Linked DNA regions of Homo sapiens: region 2 is linked to region 1. Evidence: chromatin contacts called from ENCODE Hi-C or POLR2A ChIA-PET data. All regions are on one chromosome and are shown on one strand. The core of a region is the stretch at or near the end of the contact, and the rest is flanking DNA. Distances in the headings are between cores, read along the strand shown. Region 1 overlaps MYT1 (myelin transcription factor 1). Region 2 overlaps MYT1 (myelin transcription factor 1).

Region 1 (6,620 bases), core at 274-2,773:
TGGGGGTTTGTGGTTACTTGTGTGCTCTGTACCCAGGGGTATGGTGCACAGGTTTCACCGGGTGCCATTCTGCTCTTTTGCCCAGAGAAGCTCAGCGGCTTTGCTGCCTCAGGGAGGCAGGAGTGGCTCTTTGGAGGAGCAGTTGATCCCCGGGATGCTAGTGCTCTGCCTGAGCAGATGTGGGGCCTCAGGGCCTCAGGACTTCAGAGCCCAGGGCTGACTGACCTAGGGACAGGAGTGTAAGGGATGTGGGCAACGAAGAATTCCACAGGGCTGTATTTCCAGACTCCCATGGGTGGGTGTGGGTGGAGAAGCCCCAGTGAGCTGGTTATCTCCCACCAAACAAAACTGGAGGTCCCTTTGCAGAGACTCTTGCAGTTCATGTCCACATGACTTCTCTGAGAAGCAGGAGAGACTCAGCGCAGAACTCAGGGGAGTCGCACTCGGGAGAGGCAGCGTCTCCTCTGGAGCACACAGACCTTATGTCCTTCCCTCCAGCTGTCAGCCAGACATGCCCCAGTTGTCTTGCATATATACATATGTAATGGTAACAAGGAATTCTGCTTGAGCCTTGCCAATCAGCCCAGTGAGCAGGTTTCTGCAGCATCTTGTCTCCTGGGATAGATACTCAGAAAGTGAACCCTGTGCACTTTGGGGCCTTGTCTCTCAGCTTCTGTTGACACATAAGAAAAGAGACACACAGAGGACCCCACGCCCCATCTTCAAAGTGTGAAGCACACTCCCCGGCTGATACGATTCTTGTCGATTCACTTACGGAATCTTCCAATATGCTTTTCCTCCCTATACCCCACATCCCTGTCACAGAGTTGAGAATTGGATTACCTGGTGGGCAGGTGGGCCCCAGTTAGAGGCCGCTCACACCGGCTCAGTGCAGATGACCAGTGGCAGATGGGAACCCAGGAGGCCTAGAGATCTTGGGTGATAGGGAAGCTCCCGCAGCTCCCTCCTCACTAGTCCAGGCACCGGAGCCTGCGGTGGGAGCCCTGTCATCTCAGCGACGGCCTGCGGGTGACTTACAGCTCAATGAGGGGAGGCACAGAGTAGGTGCACACAGTAGGTGCCGAATCTGAGTGGTTTTATTCGTTCCTCTGTAGACCTCGTATTAGGCTGTCTCCTTGACTACCAAATCTGCTTTCCTCTGTGTTTATGCTCTGGAAGGTAATCCGAAGCCCTTTAATGGGATGGAAGCATTTCCAGATAAGAAGAGGGTGCTGTGGCCAGAGGCACAGGGCTGCCTGGGGCCAGGAGTGGCCAGAACCCTAGAGAAGAATTGCATTTGGGGATGCACATCAAAAACACGAGGAAAAGAAAGAAAGTGGGTGGGAATAGCGTGCCTTCGGCAGAATCCAAACTCACTTCCAAGGCAAAGCCAGGGCCCAACACGAGAATATTCATTTCCTGTTTCATTGTTGGTTACTTAATGACCTTCCTTTGAAATGCTGCAGTTATGTAGAAAGCAGGTTGTCATGGAAACGGGGAGTGACGTGCAGGGAATAGGTACACAATGCGTTTCTTTGTCATGTCCAGCTGATGCGTTCAGCCTCTGCTCAGACATGGGAATTTATGTGAGGAATTAAATATTAACTGGAGGCATTGCCCTGGAGAGAGGCAGAAACACAGGGTGACAAAAGATGCTGGAAACCAGGGCAAAGAGCATGCTGGGGCCCCCGGGATCCTGCGGGAGGCAAAGCTGATTTGAGACCATGGGTGGATCTCACTTTCTTCAATCAATGGGCTCCAGAGAAGTCGTGCAAAACAATCTTCTTTTTCAAATGCATATGTACTGTGCATTCTTTTGAGGGGCAGAAGGATCTGGTTGTAATGCGAATAATTACTCATTAGTCAGCTCATTTTCAAAGTTGGAGGGGTGACATGCCAAGTTTTCTCAAGGTGGCTCTCAGCTGCCTTGTCCCAGCACTCTGCTGGCCGTGGTTGTCAGTGGGAACCAACACCTAGAGCTGGGACAACAGTGCAGGGGACTGCAGGAAGACTCCAGGGAGGCCCCAAGTCAGAGAGAAATTGTCTCTTGTTCCTGAAGCAGCCATGGAGCCATGACCTTGTCTGTTTCTCCGGTGGATTCCAGGAAATAGGCATTGAATATATGATGTTAAAAAAGTGCCTCAAGTTTCTCACTTTCTCCCCTTGAGCCAGCACGGCTGGCACCCACCAAGCTTTCCTTTTCTGACCTTGAACCTTTTTAAACCCTCAGAAAATGAGTTCCGAGGTGAGCTGTTAAATCAGAGGTGGACACACGGAGGCAAGGCCAGCAGCTGCAGGACCTCAAGACACCTGGGCAGACACTGCAAGGTGAGACGTGAGAGGGCAGCCCCTGTCGTAGGGCCCCACCCCATGGCTGCCTGCACAAAGCCTCTCTTCAGCTGCAGGCATGAAGCATGGAGGCGACTTTTGGTCTGATCCTCACCAGAGTCCGGGTTAGGTGAAGGGTAAATGGGGACTAGGATCAGCAATGATCCGGTCACTTTAAAATTAAGGGAAGAAAAATGACTCTGAGTAGATCAAAACTAAAATGTGACCCCAGGCTGGGCCCGGTGGCTCACACCTGTAATCCCAGCACTTTGGGAGGCTGAGGCAGGTGGATCACTTGAGGTCAAGAGTTCAAGACCAGCCTGGCCAACATGGTGAAACCCCGTCTTTACTAAAAACACAAAAATTAGCCGGGCATGGTGGCATGCGCCTGTAATCCCAGCTATTTGGGGGAGGATCCCAGCTAAGGTGGGAGGATCACTTGAGCCTGGGAAGTCAAGGCTGCAGTGAGCTGAGATTGTGCCACTGCACTCCAGCCTGGGTGCAGATCTTATCTCAGAAGTAAAGGGACTAGGAATGGTGGCTTTTATCTCTAATCCCAGCACTTTGGGAGGCTGAGGCAGGTGGATCACTTGAGGTCAAGAGTTCAAGACCAGCCTGGCCAACATGGTGAAACCCCGTCTTTACTAAAAACACAAAAATTAGCCGGGCATGGTGGCATGCGCCTGTAATCCCAGCTACTGGGGAGGCTGAGGCAGGAGAATCACTTGAACCTGGGAGGCAGAGGTTGCAGTGACCCAAGATTGTGCCACTGCACTCCAGCCTGGGTGACAGAGCAAGACTCCATCTCAGAAAACAAGCAAGCAAGCAAACAAAAAAAACCCACCAAAATGAAAATGTGACCCCAGAGTCTCACTTCCTTGCTTTGAGGTGTGACCACGTCTGGGCTCTGTGATAGGCCTGAGCAACTGTTCTCTATTCACCCTGCTTTTACCTGGCCAGGCTGAGAATCCCTACAGGATCTGACAGCAGAGATTGCTGGCAGGAGCTTATGAAGTCTGTTGGCCTTGTTTTATTTCGATCTTCCTAAGGGGAGGCAGATGGTGCAAGCCCTTCTTATACCTTCCCAGGGTATAAGATCTCCCTTCGGGGACACTCCCGAACTGTGACATCACATGTGCTTACAGCCACTGTTCTCCACCACCAACCCTCTAATTCTAGAACTTCCCACCAATACTCTCTGGATGAGGCCAGGTCCCCAGGGTCAGGTGACCCTCACAGCTGGAAGTAGAGGCTGACAATAGGCTTAGGCTGAAGCCCTTCCCAGAGATCCGATTCTGACCTCTCTTTTTTCTTTTTTGCATGTAGATGCTCTCCAGCAAGGATCCAGCTGTGACTCAGGGCATGGCTCAAGGACAGTGATGGCGTAGGGTGTAGGCAAGGAGGGCTATGCAGTTGTAGTGGGAACTTCATTTGGGGGTGCTTGTGTTTTACTCTCAAAACCCAACCTTTTTCTTTTGAATCTGGTGGCGAGAATGTACATTTTAATGGGTCTGTTATAGACAACTTGCTGAGCACCTCCGCTCATATTTTGGCTCCCGCAGGATTATCAGTGCTCTGCTGATCCATGTTGGAGCCTGGGGCACAAGGAAGAGTCAGTAATATGGATCCTGTCTTTATTTAAGGTTTTGGTATCTTGTTTATTAGGGGTTTTTTGCATCATGTTGATGTTTCTAAATATTGAATTAAAATATTATTTATCTTGATCATTGAGTTTTTGGCCTCATTCCCCTCACCCTACCCCAGATCCTGAGGATTCACATAGCGCTGTACTGGCATGAGATCATGTGAGCATGAACGTTACTTGACTTGAGGCCAGGGGCTCTGCATGCAGCGTTATCTACAAATGTCTGGTGCCATGTCAGGGGTGGGTCGGAAGACTTTTGTCTCCCCCTGGCCCAGACATGACAAACTCAGAGAGTTTGGGACCTACCATGACAACCCATGGCTGTTCAAAGTGCTGCTTCTGTGAACAAAGCCAGGGACCCGTGCCCAGGTTCTCGTGGCATCACCAGCTCTTTCATCACTGCTCTGTTTGAGGGTCATTTCCCTTCTTTTCTTGCAGATAGGGCCGAGTGACTGCTCTGAATAGAGAAGCTAAGATGAAAAGTGTGCCAGAGAAGGCGAGAGGATGAGAAAGGGTCGACTGCCTAGAGGACAGTGGGGCAGCAGGTGCAAGTAGAATCTCCTGACTAAGAGGCTGAGGAGGGTGGCAGCAGAGGGCATAAGCCGTGGTCACAGTGTGAGAATGTCACACAGCCACAGCAGCATCGGGGTCAGCCTTCCAGAGGCTGGCTTCGGACAGGAGATGGGTGGTGAGGAGCCAGCATGGGAGGGCAGTGAACACACAAACCCTGTGCATGGGACCGTCACAGCCTGCGGCGTGCCTCTGAGTTCAGCACCAGGCATGTGGACAGCTCAGGACCGGTTGGAAGGGGCTGCCAGAAGTCAGGTGGTCGTGTGTCGGGGTATGCAGGAGCTGATGGTAGCTCCTCAACCCCCTTCTTGCCAAATATTCAGAGATATGGAATCAAGGAAAAGATCAGTTGCATGGCCATTCAGCCAACCCTTCTTCCTGCCACCCAGGGCAGGAGGTGCCTCTGGCAAGGACTACTGGACAGAGGCTCCTGCAAGGGAAGGAGCTGCCACTGGGTATGGCCCTTCTGGCCTCTCTTTATGTTGTTGGATTCTACCCTGGGTGGGTATAAATTCCATTTATGCTGGAGTTTTTAACAGACGGTTGCAGATATGGCTGCTTCATCAGGGTATCCATTATGTAGCTCTAATTTTTGATTTGGGAATGAAGTGAGCCAGTATCCCATGCTTAGAGCTGTCAAGAGAACCCCTTCTCAGACATGTGTTAAATAATGCCCCATGGAGGTGTCCTTTCTATACCCCAAGGAGGAGGCTGGTCTATTCTGCTGAATTTGTTGGGAGAATTTCAGAATTTCAGACATGCAACAGGACATCACCCAATGTGAGGACAGAACTATCTCTGCAAGGAACCAAGGGTACTGTGATGGCTGCCAGTGGGGATCAGGGGTGAGGGCATATGGTTTAGCCTCAGAGATCAAGAGAGTGGAAAGCAGGATGTGTGCTGAGGTCACCGACTTTCTATATCTGTTCTGTGGGCTGAGCTGGCAGGCAGGTCCATGCACCAAAGAAAGGGAAGGGGAGGGCTGTGGATGCAGCAGAAGATCCTCCTGGGATACTCGGGAGGGGAGCAACACAAATGCTTGAATGCTGCTCTTAGATCGTTGAGTGGGAGCTTGGATCTTCCACAATACTGTCTGCTGTAATGGCTTCACAGCAGTGACAGGGAAGTTGATGCTGCCCTCAGTACATAAATGAGAGAAGAAAACAGGCCAGACCATGGCTCTGTCTTTCTCCCCTCCCCTCACTGCAGAGAAGTGAGACTGAATGTGGTGTGAGGTACTGCTGGAGCCAGGCAGGGTAGGGGACAGCCAGTTTCTGGCCACCTCCTCACCCCCCACTCTTCACTGGCCCCTTCCTTCTGGGAAGTGGCTGCCTATGGTCCGCTGGGACTCAGCAGGTGCTCTTCCTCTTCTTCTAGGTCTCTGGGAGGAAAACCATTATGCAAGAGGCTCAACCGTCCCACCGAGACACTATAACCTATGTAATTTTATGGATTTTTAAAGAATAGTTGTAAGTCCATTCTAATTCTCCAGATTTGCTGGCTGTCAGAACACATTTTAAATAAAATAAAACACTACCGTGTCTCCTTCTCTGGCCCAGCGCTGGGGTGAATGGCCCCCGTGGTGTCAGAATGCCCGGAACCCCCCAGCTCAGCGTTCCCACATATGGCCTCTCTGCAGCCCCTCTGACCACGGCTCTCCACACACCCCAGCCCCAGGGTTTCAGAGATGTTTCTGACTGTCCCCATTTATTCATTCATCCACCTGTCCATCCACCCATCCTTAAATGACATGCACTAAGCAGCTGTCTGGAGGAGAGACAATGACCTTACAACCATGAATGAATGAGCTCATTTCAGATTGAGATGAGGACTGTGAGGGAAACAAACAGGCACAAGGTGGAGACTGAGAGGAGCTGGGAAGAGGCAGGGTGCTGGCCACCTAAGAATGCTCCCAGCTCTACCTCTGGAGTGCCTCCCACCCCAGATGTCCTCAGGTCACTGATCCATTCACCCTCCCCATCCCTACCTGGCTCTCAACCCTTAGCAGAGCTCTCTGTTTCTTGAACTCTCCCCTGAGCACTCCCTGCCTCCCTGGGGTGATGTACAAATCTTGGAA
Region 2 (6,102 bases), core at 2,329-4,828, 34 kb after region 1:
ACCTGAGGAGGTGGGTGCAGGCGCCTGGGCAAGCAGTCAGGCGGCTGCAGCCAGCTTGCCCTGCCTGAGGCTGTTGTGATATTGGCTTTTCAAGGAAGCTTCTCCTCACAGGCTTCTGGAAGAGCCTCGGGGAGCCATCCCTTTTCGTGAAGGGTCCTTCATCTTCTGAGCAGCTGGGACTCAGGGGCTCACCCTCTGGGTGGGATTTTCAGCAGCAGGGTCATGCTGTGCCCTTGTCTGTCAAGAAGGAGGTGGTCTTCTCACCCCTGTGGAGCATGGTGGCCAGCACCAACGTGGGCACTGTGGAGGCATGGGGAGGAGAAAGGCATCGTTCAGATCCCAGGAGTTGATTGGGGAAAAGCTCAGGTTTCTTGGGTTTTGAGCCTCCCACCACCCTGCAGAGCTAACCTGCTGTCCGGGTAGGGGCAGAGCCAGTGAGAGAGCTTAGGACCTGGGCTTAGGATCGCCCATGGTGGGCAGTTCTACGTCCCCGAGACCAGGACCAACCTGGCATGGGTGCTGGAACTGTGGTCTGGGAAGCAGGGGATCCTTCCCTTTTTAGTTCCTTAAAACATGTGAAAGAAGAATCCTCCGAGGCCACAGCCGGTTCTGGGCTTTTTCCCAAGGAGGTGTGTGTCCTGAAGAGCAAAGTCCAGCTGTGAGGGCAGCCCAGGGTCCAGGCGGCAGCAGCCGCGTGTGTGAGACTAGCAGGCCCCTCTCCCTCTCCTTCCCCTCCCCCAAAGCCCCTCAGGAGGTGGAAGGGGTCCCTGTGGAAGGAGCAGGGCCAGACCCTCAAGGAGGAATGAGGGGGGTGGGGCTAGGCCCCTATGAAGGGTGGGGGCTGGATCAGGCCCCTATGAAGGGTAGGGGCTGGATCAGGCCCCTATGAAGGGTGGGGGCTGGATCAGGCCCCTATGAAGGGTGGGGGCTGGATCAGGCCCCTATGAAGGGTGGGGGCTGGATCAGGCCCCCTCCACAATCCGGCCTCAGTGGGAGGCAGACTTCCTTACCGGCCCTCACACCACCCTCAGGTCACCCCATTTCATAGACGAGCAGCCTGGGAACCCACAACGAGGTCCAATTATCCGAAGACTGTTATTATGCTGGGCTGTGGGCTTCACGGGCATTTCCTCATTTGACCCCCAAAAACCTTTGAGGGGCTGCTGTTATCTCAAGTTGGACAGAGTGGCACCTGGGCCCCAAGAGCCTGAGCCACTTGCCTGGGACACATGCGAGTGCCTGTCAGGACAGGATTTTGAGCTCTGGTTACAGCATCCTGCAGAATGTTGGCCTTCTGACCCTTCCTGGACCCCTGGCCCCTCCGTGGGAGGGACTACGCCCTGCTTATCTGTGTCCACAGCTCTGAGCCTCCATACCCAGCATTCAGTTCGAAGCCTTTATCAAGCACCTGCTGTGGTCAAGGCATCGCACTGGTGGGCGTGTCGGGCCAGGTGGTTTCGAGGTTACTGCGATTGTTGTAATTTGTATGTTATTACCCTCGTTGTGCCATCTCATCTTCATGGCATTTCGGTAACACTTATTTAGTGCCTACTGTCTATTGAGTGCCATCCCTGGCTCTGAAGGGAACTGTATCCTGATGTTTACGCTGCGGAGTGATGTGGCGGAGGGAGGCCAGGGAGGGTGTCAGGAGCCTGCCACACTGGGCAGCACCAGGCCTCATTTCTAGGGCAACGCAGGACCTCTGGCTGAAGCAGGGGAGGGATCCAGCCCCTCAGGGGTGTTGTCTTCTGTGTTTTGCTGGGGGGAGTTAAGTCTTCCTCCCTTATCCAGAAGATAGGAGACTCCGGGAGATGCTTCTGTGGACACTGTCCTGAAGGGTCCCTCTCCCTCGCCCACTGGGTTGGGCGCCCAGGCCTCCCCGCCAGCCGGTTAAAACATCTTCCTGCTGGTTTTTTGCAGTCAGAGCCAGCAGCCCATTCTTTTGCTTCTTCTGAAGCAGATGACCAGGAAGTGTCGGAAGAGAATTTTGAGGAGCGGAAGTATCCGGGGGAAGTCACCCTGACCAACTTTAAGCTGAAGTTTCTCTCCAAGGACATAAAGAAGGAGCTGCTCACGTAAGTCCCTGTTTGGCTGGCACAGCTCCTAGGGGACCCTCTGTGGCCTGGGGAGGAACAGGCCCTGGTCCCAACCCATGACGACCGGGTCTGCTCAGGCTTTCCCCGACCTGTCCTGACCACCTCGAGCCAGGCAGCCTGTGACAGGAGCCAGGGTATTCAGAGGTTTCCCAACACCTTTGTGTTGTGCTGGGCTTTACTGCAATCTTCTAAAAGTGATTAAGAACAAAGAAATCCCCTGGCCAAGCTCACCAAGCAGGACAGAGCAGGGCAGGGGCAGAGTGGAGGAGAGCTCCTCAGAGAGCTCTGCAGGAAGCCCTCGGGGCACCCAGAGGCCTGGCCCTCTCCCTGAGGCCGCAGCTGGGCACGTTCTGCCCTGGGCTCCATGGCCAAGGCCTGGAATGTACTGCCTTAGGGCTCACCACCCTCAACTCTGTCAGCCTGGCTGGCCCAGAGGCTGCGTGTCTGAGCTGGTCCGCATGGGGTTGGAACAGACAGAGTTGCTGATGGATATGAATCAGATGTCAATGACCTTCTGGTCAGCCTTCATTGCCAGCCACCTGTCCTAGGGGACTGTGAGAGGCTGTGCCTGGCACCTGCTCCACAGGTGATCCAGCTCTCACATGTGCTCAGAGTACATTTCTGGGGTCCCTCTTCTCCCCAACCTGAACCCCTCTTGTACCCTCACACTTGTAGCTTGCCCTCCTGGGAGTGGCTGGATCCAGGGAAGGCCTTGCTTCAGGGCCTGGAGAAGGGAAGGAGCTCCTCTGCCTAAATATTCGTGGGCACATACACGTGCACACACAGCACATGTGCGTCAGAGGCATCCTAACTTTAAGCTCAACTTTAATTTGGTTACTTTTTCTTCTTGAGTTAAGTTGTGTGGGAGAAACTTCCAGCCTGAGAGGCACCGGCTGTCCTCCAAGGACTGAGTGGAGGAGGGGCCACCGCTTGGCTCGCGGGTGAGCCAGGAGTGGGCACCAGTCTCCCTCGCAGAGCAGGCTCAGCCTGGGGGGCAGGTACACACCACTCTCCGGTCTGACACTCTTTTTCCTTTGTCCAGCTGTCCCACCCCTGGCTGTGACGGCAGCGGCCACATCACCGGGAACTACGCCTCCCACCGCAGGTTTGTCTCCTGCTCGGGTCCGTCTGGCCTGGGTGCTTCGTGGTGGGTCTTCCTCCTCTCCTCCTCCTCTGCTCTCCCTCTTTGGCTTACCCCAATATCCCATCTCTTCTCTTTCAGCCTCTCTGGTTGCCCTCTTGCTGACAAGAGCCTCAGAAACCTCATGGCTGCCCACTCTGCTGACCTCAAGTATGTTTGCGCTCCCTGACCTCCTGTCTCTTGGGCGGCACCCTCGCTTTGCTCTCCTTCCATGAGGCTCCTGCCAAAATCAGCCTTCTCCAAGGTGCCAAGCCTCAGCTGGCCCCAGCTCTCCTGAGATGGGCAGAGGGGCAGGGCCGTGGAGGGGCCGATTCTGCTTGGCTGGGGCTGCTCTGCCTGTGTGCACCTGCTCTGAGCTCTGCTGTTTGCCTCTCCGCTGGGGGCTAGGGGTCGCTGCAGGCTCCTGCGCTGCTCTTGACCCATCCCCCACCCTCCAGCCTCTCCTGAAGATCCCCGACAGGGCTGTCTGGGCCTGCTTTCTTACTGCCCTAGAGATTTGGGAAAAGCCCAGAACCGACCAGGGAACGTAAGCCCTGCCGTGGCTCGGCAGGCCACAGGCTGTGCGGCTCTTGCTAAATGAACTGAACGCTGATAATGAAGAGAAAGCTCCTTCCCCTCCCCTCTCCTGTCACGCTCCAGCTGCTTCTGCCTTGGCCCTGATGCCCTCCCCCCATGCTCATGCCTTCTCTTTGCTGGGCTCACCCGTTTCTGCTTCTGTACCTCCCTGCCCCTACCTAACACATGGGCAGGGCAGGCCCTGCAGGCACCAGCTATAGCTTGCTGGACAGTCCTGCACAACCAGGCGCAAGCACCCAGAGGTTTCCAGGGGTCAGTGTCCTCCTGGGGCTGGAGTCAGGGACTGTTACTGCCTTTGGTTTTCATGCCTCCAGTTGTGCTGTGACTCCTCAGCCTGTGTGACCCTGAGCCATGGGGAGCTCCTCCTGGGCACCGGGGCCGAGCTGAGGCCTTGGAGGAAGGGGGTCCCATTCTTGTCTCCTCAGGTCACCTCTCTCCAGGGGTGTCCCTCCCTCCCATAGGCCTCTGTGTTGGGGGCCCTGAATCCAGGTCAACACACCCTGGCTTATTCCATTCTGGGGCCAGACAGGATCCTGGGCACTGGTGCCTCTAAGATGAGGAAATGAACTTGCTGAAGGCTTCTAGGGACCTTGGCTGGCTCAGACCTGGACAGAAAGCTCTAGGTCTCCCAGAGCCCCCACCAGCAGCCTTGTCTCTGTTCCCCTCTGGAGGCTGGTCTGGCCCCAGCAGCCAGGAGGAGTGTGTCATGAGGCCCTTCAGTTCCCACAGAGTGGGGTGCAGCATCTAAGTTTCCTTCCTGGAAGTTAATAGCTTCAACATAAGCATTTTCTGAGGCTGAGATCACCACAGCAGCTGCACACATTGACTTATTCATTCATTCTGCCGCCCACTTTGTCTAGTCCTAGAAACCCAGGAAACACTCAGTCCTGCAGCTTCTGGGACTGTCCTCTCTCCCTCTTTCCTTCTTCTCTTGCCATCTTTCTTGCATTCCTTTTTCCTTTTCCAATTCTGCTTTCTTTTCCGTGATTAGTCTCCATGGTTTTTCCCATTTGGGCCTGAATAATTTAAGAGGAGAAATGTGGCTGCAGGCACTCAGTGGCCCCAAATGTCACCATGTCCTTTCTGTCCTGTGAAGTGGATGCTTGGGCGGATGAAAGGAGCTTGGCACAGTTCGGGCCTGGAGACATGGCCGTCTGGGAGAGTTAGTGCTTTTTTAAGACTAAGAGCCTGTGAAGAACCTTAACGCCAAACTTCTTTAGAAATAACGACCAAAAGCCTCCCCTGTGTGAAAGTGAACCGCTCATCAGCATCAGCAGGGTTTGGGCAGGCAGCCACGGCCTCCAGGCTCCTTCAGAAACTCCACTCTCCCCCAGGGGCCTTTCCATGGGAGGCCACTTCCTTTCCTCCCTCCGACCACTGCATGAGCTTGGGACGATGGTGGTCTCCCCCCGCCACGTGTCCTGGTGTACCAACCTCCTTGCTCTCTGCCACCTCCTGTGTGAGGCGGCATCGGGCACTGGCCCCTCCTGATCAGCCTCGTGGCAGCCATGGGTGACGGTGGCCTTGGGACAAACGAGGTTCCTTTCATGACTTCCCTGTCCGCACCTGGCTGCAGCGACAGTCAGATGATGTGTGTTCTGTGTTTTAAGTGAATCCCAAGGGCGTTCACTCTTCCCTCCCATGTGTCTGATGTGGTCAAGGGCTGTGAGGACATGGCCGCCTCGGGCCACTCAGCTCATCTTGTGTTGGGAGTTGAGCTGCAACCACACACACCTGCCAGGGCATGACAGGCTTTGTGCAGGGTGAAGAATGCCTGTCCACAGCACGGGGATGGGGCTTAGAGAGGTGAGACCTGGTGTGTATTGCCAAGGTAGAGGGTGCCCCTCAGACACGGTGTTCCCTTCTGCCCAGATGGGGCACTCAGAAGCAGGTGGTGGGAGGGGTGGATGTGGCTCCAGATTCCTGCAGCTGACCCTGGGGGTCCACAGAGCCATGAGGGGCATGCAGAGGGGACACCTGCTCCTCTGACTATGTGAGTACTTTCCTCTCTGGGACACAACTCTTGAGAAAAGCCATTGAATCGGGCCTTAGTGAGGACTGCAGGATGGCCCCCCCTGTGTGTTAGGTACTGCCGGCCCCTTGGGAGTTATACCCCCACCTGAGACTCACTCACAGATGCCATCGGGAAGTATCTCCTCTGCTGTTGATGCCACTCACAGTCCAATGCTGTGCTTATCCCCGTTGAGGCCTAGAGCTGCTGTGGGTCTGTCACTCTGGCCACCTGAGTGGCCACTTGCCCACCGCACTGAACCTGAGCTCTACCTGATG

Evidence for each region. Hi-C counts contacts between places; a loop is a spot of excess contacts on that map. ChIA-PET counts read pairs that join two places held with the same protein, here RNA polymerase II (POLR2A).
Region 2: a loop to region 1 is called in a map of Caco-2, with 2.2 times the contacts of the local background. The contact joins two enhancer-like sites. A Hi-C loop is called at or near these places in 1 of 168 maps with a recorded cell type or tissue (Caco-2). POLR2A ChIA-PET finds 5 or more read pairs at or near these places in 3 of 52 experiments (HepG2, MCF 10A and activated T-cell).

Annotation. Positions count from the first base shown.
Region 1 is chr20:64,187,833-64,194,452 of GRCh38, forward strand. It overlaps MYT1 (myelin transcription factor 1), which reads left to right. Exons shown (of 23, transcript NM_004535.3): 2 at 2,231-2,328. Among named protein-coding and RNA genes, the nearest start is that of MYT1, 27 kb to the left of the region's middle. RefSeq lists enhancers at 1-897, 898-1,835. Within about 2 kb of position 1,524, at least 2 of the 41 ENCODE cell types and tissues checked have a DNase peak (open chromatin) inside an H3K27ac peak, as active enhancers do.
Region 2 is chr20:64,219,973-64,226,074 of GRCh38, forward strand. MYT1 (myelin transcription factor 1) reads left to right here. Exons shown (of 23, transcript NM_004535.3): 13 at 1-10; 14 at 1,921-2,075; 15 at 3,139-3,201; 16 at 3,319-3,387. Among named protein-coding and RNA genes, the nearest start is that of PCMTD2, 33 kb to the right of the region's middle. RefSeq lists an enhancer at 3,566-4,421. Within about 2 kb of position 3,579, at least 7 of the 41 ENCODE cell types and tissues checked have a DNase peak (open chromatin) inside an H3K27ac peak, as active enhancers do.